Regions from separate parts of the Homo sapiens genome. Here region 2 is linked to region 1. A link is an interaction called in ENCODE POLR2A ChIA-PET data of the cell type or tissue named here. Cell type or tissue: Panc1. All regions are shown on one strand. Links, peaks and the distances in the headings refer to the core of each region. The heading gives the core; the rest is flanking DNA. Region 1 overlaps STAM (signal transducing adaptor molecule). Region 2 overlaps HACD1 (3-hydroxyacyl-CoA dehydratase 1).

The links. ChIA-PET counts read pairs that join two places held together with the same protein. Peaks named below come from ENCODE experiments on the same cell type or tissue, not always from the same donor. Only the 100,000 strongest peaks of a DNase experiment are listed, where the experiment ranks them.
Region 2: POLR2A ChIA-PET joins it to region 1 with 6 read pairs; 7 of 35 experiments call an interaction of 5 or more read pairs at or near these places.

Annotation. Positions count from the first base shown.
Region 1 is chr10:17,653,431-17,656,353 of GRCh38, reverse strand. All of the region lies in intron 1 of STAM (signal transducing adaptor molecule), which reads right to left. Among named protein-coding and RNA genes, the nearest start is that of STAM, 11 kb to the right of the region's middle. In Panc1, for the core only: no CTCF peak of the experiment used is centred there; no DNase peak of the experiment used is centred there; H3K27ac peaks cover 350 bases.
Region 2 is chr10:17,591,600-17,594,522 of GRCh38, reverse strand. It overlaps HACD1 (3-hydroxyacyl-CoA dehydratase 1), which reads left to right. Exons shown (of 7, transcript NM_014241.4): 6 at 140-318. Among named protein-coding and RNA genes, the nearest start is that of HACD1, 24 kb to the left of the region's middle. In Panc1, for the core only: no CTCF peak of the experiment used is centred there; no DNase peak of the experiment used is centred there.

The sequences.
Region 1 (2,923 bases), core at 113-2,612:
ATTAGCCATGGGCAAACAAGCAAGCTATCTGAAACTATCTTTTTTTTTTTTTTTTTTTTTAAGACGGAGTCTCGCTCTGTCACCCAGGCTGGAGTGCAGTGGTGCGATCTCGGCTCACTGCAACCTCCACCTCCCAGGTCCAAGCAATTCTCCTGCCTCAGCCTCCTGAGTAGCTGGGACTACAGGCACATGCCACAACGTCCAGCTAATTTTTTTGTATTTTTAGTAGAGACGGGTTTCACTGTGTTAGCCAGGATGGTCTCAATCTCCTGACCTGGTGACTCACCCACCTTGGCCTCCCAAAGTGCTGGGATTGCAGGCGTGAGGAAACTACCTTCTAATGTGGAAGATAAAGAAAAAGACCAAAAAAAGAAAAAGAAAAAAGCAACTTAAGAGAAAAAGAATACACACGTAGGAGGAAAAAAAACTTTAAAAAAATCATTATATTTCAAAACAACAGCTGTACAGAAGCAGAGGGTAACCAGTCTTGACTGGAACACTGCAATTCAAAGAGCAGATATGCTGAAAGATAACATCACCAAGATCTTCAATAGCAGTCTCCATTTTTTAAACACAGATGGGTTGGGGGGACAGTGGAAATGACTCATACCAAGATTCTTATCTGTAATGGTTGGTCTTGACCAAGTGATAATGAAATTCTTGTTTCCATACTCTCCTCCATGCCCTGTTGCCTAGATCAACAGAGTACACTTATTTCCTCATTTTGACCTACTACTGAGAGCAGAAGTACGTCAAGTGAGTTTAATCGCAGAAAATAAAAAGCAGTCAACTCTGACCAAATATTTTACAGGTGTATAATACCTGCTATATATCACAGCATCACCTGCTAGTTAGTCACTACCACCGGACAACTAAAATAAGCATCTAGTAAAGACCAAGTGGATAATAACCAATAGGTATTGGTTAGGTAGGGTACCTACCTAGCTACCCTAAAATCTTCTAACATAGAAGATAGCAAAAGCAGGTTATTCACACAGATTAATTCCTTGCATAAGAATTAATACAAAGATCCAAACAATTCATGATCTCAATAAAGCGATTTACTTGCAGGCAATTATAAAATTTGAACACATATTCAGCAAAATGGAATAGCCTTCTAGTCCACGCCATACCCTACCAGAAGTAGCTTACAATCTAAGAAAGGAAATGAAACCAGCAGATAGACTTAGATTTAAGATTGAAAGGGTTTCAAATAATGCAAAGCCCAAAGCAAATTGAAAGACAGGTAAAGATCCTGGAGAGAGAGAAGAGGAGAATCAGGAAGGGCTTCCCGATGTATTTAGAAAATAAGAAGAGGACAGAATAATGAATTAATCTGTTTCTAATTAAGTGAATAAAGTAAAAAGTAAAGTCATCAAAACAGAAAAGAAGTATAATGAAGAATCTAGGCTGGCTGAAATACAGACTACTTTGTGAAAATTTGGAATAATAAGAGAACAACATTAAGACCTAAAATACTATCTCAGGTGTTTGCACTGCTTCAAGAAACATCAGAATGCCAAGAGTTCCAAATAAGGAAATAAAACAACAAGACCTAGACTTTTTTGAAAAATATTAATCTATCACCAATATGTAAAAGCAGTTTGGAAGAGGGAAAAGAGGAGAACTAGCTCAAATTTACCTATCATTGCTCAAGTTTTGGTAATATATTGTAAATCCCTTGAAAATAATAAGGTTTACTTTGGGGAATTATTTCAATAACCATGCTCTCAGTCTAAGTGCTCAAAAAAATGATAAGACTACTCATGTATCTGCAATATGAAGCCACAAAAAGTCATAGTAACACATTGACCTTAAATAATACCTGGTTTAGCCGGGCGCGGTGACCCACGCCTGTAATCCCAGCACTTTGGGAGGCCGAGGTGGGCGGATCACGAGGTCAGGAGATAGAGACCATCCTGGCTAACACAGTGAAACCCCATCTCTACTAAAAATACAAAAAATTAGCCAGGCTTGGTGGTGGGCGCATGTAGTCCCAGCTACCTGGGAGGCTGAGGCAGGAGAATGGCGTGAACCTGGGAGGTGGAGCTTGCAGTGAGCTGAGATCATGCCACTGCACTCCAGCCTGGGTGACAGAGCAAGCCTCCGTCTCAAAAATAATAATAATAATAATAATAACAATAATACCTGGTTTAATGGTTTTCAAACTTAACTTTCAAATGCAGAAACCCTCTACAATGCACTGCTAACTACCCAGAGGGCTAGCATACTTCTGATGCTAACTACCCAGTCAGCAAAGACTTCACAGGTTGAAGACACAGCTCTCCATAAGACTCCCTTCACTTCAAACCTCAGACACAAGCTCTGGGGTCCCCAGGCACTTCTGACCAACTGGATACAAACTGGAAGTTCCCACTACCCTTCAGGATTGATAATTCACCATAGCAACTCACATAGAAAGTACTATACTTACAATTAGAGTTTTATCACAAAAAACACAAACCAGGACCAGCCAATAGAGATACGCAGTTGTCTCTTGGTATACATGGGAGATTGGTTCCAGGATCTTCCACAGATACCAAAATGTATGGATGCTCAAGTCCCTAATATAAAATGGCATTGAATTTGCATAAAGCCTTTGCACATCCTCCTATATACTTTAATTTCTCTAGATCACTTATCATGCCTAATTCAATGTAAATGTTATGTAAATAACTATACTGTATAGGGCATAATGACAAGAAAAATGTCTCTATGTGTTCGGTACAGACATGATATTTTTTCCTCTACAAGTTTTGATCCACTGTTGTTTGAATCCATGAATGCAGACCCCCAGATACAAACAACCACCTGTATGGAGCTAGATCTGGGAGGGTTCCAAACATAAAGCTTCTGTGCTAGGAAGCTTCATCACCCTCCAAATACATCAGTGTGTATCACCACAATGTGTATCACCTACCAG
Region 2 (2,923 bases), core at 261-2,760, 62 kb after region 1:
TAACCTTACGTAAGGTTATTGTAAATATGTAAAGAAAAGAGAATTTTGAAGTTTAAATTTAGTAGTAGCAATAGACCTGCAATGTAAAGTCTAATAATTATTGTAGAAAAATAATTCTCTGAGGTTTTTCTTTCTCCAGATATAATTTTTTTATCATCTTATATCCTGTTGGAGTTGCTGGTGAACTTCTTACAATATACGCTGCCTTGCCGCATGTGAAGAAAACAGGAATGTTTTCAATAAGACTTCCTAACAAATACAATGTCTCTTTTGACTACTATTATTTTCTTCTTATAACCATGGCATCATATATACCTTGTAAGTATATACTTATTAGTACTTTGATTTGACATATGATGTGGAAATTTTTGAAAGGATATAATAATATGCAAGGGGAAATAATTAGAAATAATTGCTTACAAATACATTAAAACTTCGGTTTAACTCCATATTTACTGATAATTTGGGAAAAGTGAAGGGAGATAGAGGCAGAAGACAGTTCATTAGCTATGAGAATAAAGGCAGGTAAATTAACGCATGGATTATTGCTTTCTCAAAATCATTTAAACATCAGCTTAGTATGATTTTTTTAAAGAAAGATAAAAACAAATCATGTTTAAAGCATTAGTGCACTTTTTACAAGCATTTAGAATTATATGTCTGAGTATAAACACTGTGTCCAAGAAAATTTCAGATCATTTCTATCTATTCATTAAGCATATACTTGGAAAAATCATCTAGGAGTAGTTTTGAGTCTTATTTGTGTTGCTCTATGTACTTGCAAATAATAAAGCCTCTTTTCTTAAAGGATTTTGAATAAGTCAGCCTCTTCACTAATTTCTCATCATCTTTCAGCAGTTGAAGTGAATTGGTAAGGCTTTACTCCATTTCAGTGCTGCTAATAGTGAGGCAGGGCTCCGTGGCTCATGCCTATAATCCCAGCACTTTGGGAGGCCGAGGCAGGTGGATCACCTGAGGTCAGGAGTTCGAGACCAGGCTGGCCAACATGGCAAAACCCTGTCTCTACTAAAATACAGAAATTAACTGGGCATGGTGGCGCATGCCTGTAATCTCAGCTACTCAGGAGGCTGAGGCAGGAGAATCGTTTGAACCTGAGAGGCAGAAGTTGCAGTGAACTGACATGATGCCATTGCATTCCAGCCTGGGCAATAAGAGTGAGACTCTGTCTCAAAAAAAAAAAGGCGTGGGGGCTAATAGTGATATATTTTTAAGTCAAATATTGATAGCTCTAAAATCTACATCGACATGATACAAATTATTTCATCTAAAGGAGATGCGCATAAAACTTGGCCAGCCCCTTGAGGTCTCCAACTTTTTTTTGTTGTTTTTTTTGAGACAGAGTCTTGCGCTTTTGCCCAGGCTGGAGTGCAGTGGCGCCATCTCAGCTCACTCCAATCGCTGCCTCTCAGGTTCATGGGATTACAAGCGCCTGCCACAGTGCCCACCTAATTTTTGTATTTTTAGTAGAGACGAGGTTTCACCATATTGGCCAGGCTGGTCTCAAACTCCTGACCTCAAGGGATCCACCCACCTTGGTCTCCCAAAGTGCTGGGATTACAGGCATGAGCCCCTGCCCCCGGCAGATGTCTCCAACTTGTATCTTTCCCAAAGTCAAAATTGACTTAGTGGTGAAAGATATGTTTTCCCCTTGTCTTCTACCACTTCAGCCTGATTCTGTATCTGATTTTCTACCCCAGCCAGTTCGGGAGAGCTAAGGAGGGGATGCCTACTCTATTGGTTCACATCCCTCTCTTTTCCCAATGGCAGGTTAATGGTAGCATTACTTGAACAGAACCAGAGCTTGCTTCGGTGTCTGTCTGACAGTTACAGGTTCAAACAGTGGGTTCTCTTCCTCCTCATGGCTTTTGAGGCATCTCCATGGAAATGGAGAGCCTGAAGCACCTTTTTCAGTTGTCCTGGGAGATGTAGACTCTGGCCTGTACCAGTAGCAGCTTCCCAGTTCACCATGCTGCCAGCTACTGAGTCCCACTGGCCAGAGAATCACTCAGCCCAGAACATGTTTTCCACTGCATTTTTTTTTAATTCCCTCCTCCCCCTGCATTCTTAATGTTAGTAATAAATCAATTAATTTTACTTATTAAATCCTTTGCTAATTAAAAGTACTTTTTGAGTACTTAGTATTCAAAAGTAGTAGTATTATTTCTCATTTACATTAAGATGAAAGAGGTTAAGTGAGTTGCTTAAAAATCACTAGCTTGTGGCCTGGTGTGGTGGCTCACACCTGTAATCGCAGCACTTTGGGAGGCCAAGGTGGGAGGATTGCTTGAGGTCAGGAGTTCAAGACCAGCCTGACCACCATGGTGAAACCCCGTCTCTACTAAAAATACAAAAATTAGCCAGACATGGTAGTGGGCACCTGTAGTCCCAGCTACTCAGGAGGCTGATGCAGGAAAATCACTGAAACCGGGGAGGCAGAGGTTGCAGTGAGCCAAGATTACACCACTGCACTCCAGCCTGAGTGACAGAGTGAGACTCCATCTCAAAAAAAAAAAAAAAAAAAAAAATCAGTAGCTGGTGAGTTAAGGCAGGGTTTGAACTCAAGCCCATACCTTCTGTTCAGCTACTCGGAATTTTATGGAAGTATTTACAATAATTGGTCAGTGAGTTTAAGTAATTATGACCTGAGTAAATTTAGCCCCCTAGGTATATATAATGTGATGGTAACCTTTCTTAAGTTAGGAAGAACCTAAATAGAAAGACTTTTTATCCAAAGTTGCCTAAGCAGGATATTCAAAGCTTGTTTTGTGATAAGGTTCATTGGTTTGATTATTCTGATCATCATATTCAGAAATATTTTTACACTGGCATTGTTTATAGCTGATATTAATTTGTTTATCCACCAACATTTATACTATGAAACACTGGTTTGAAACACTGGTTC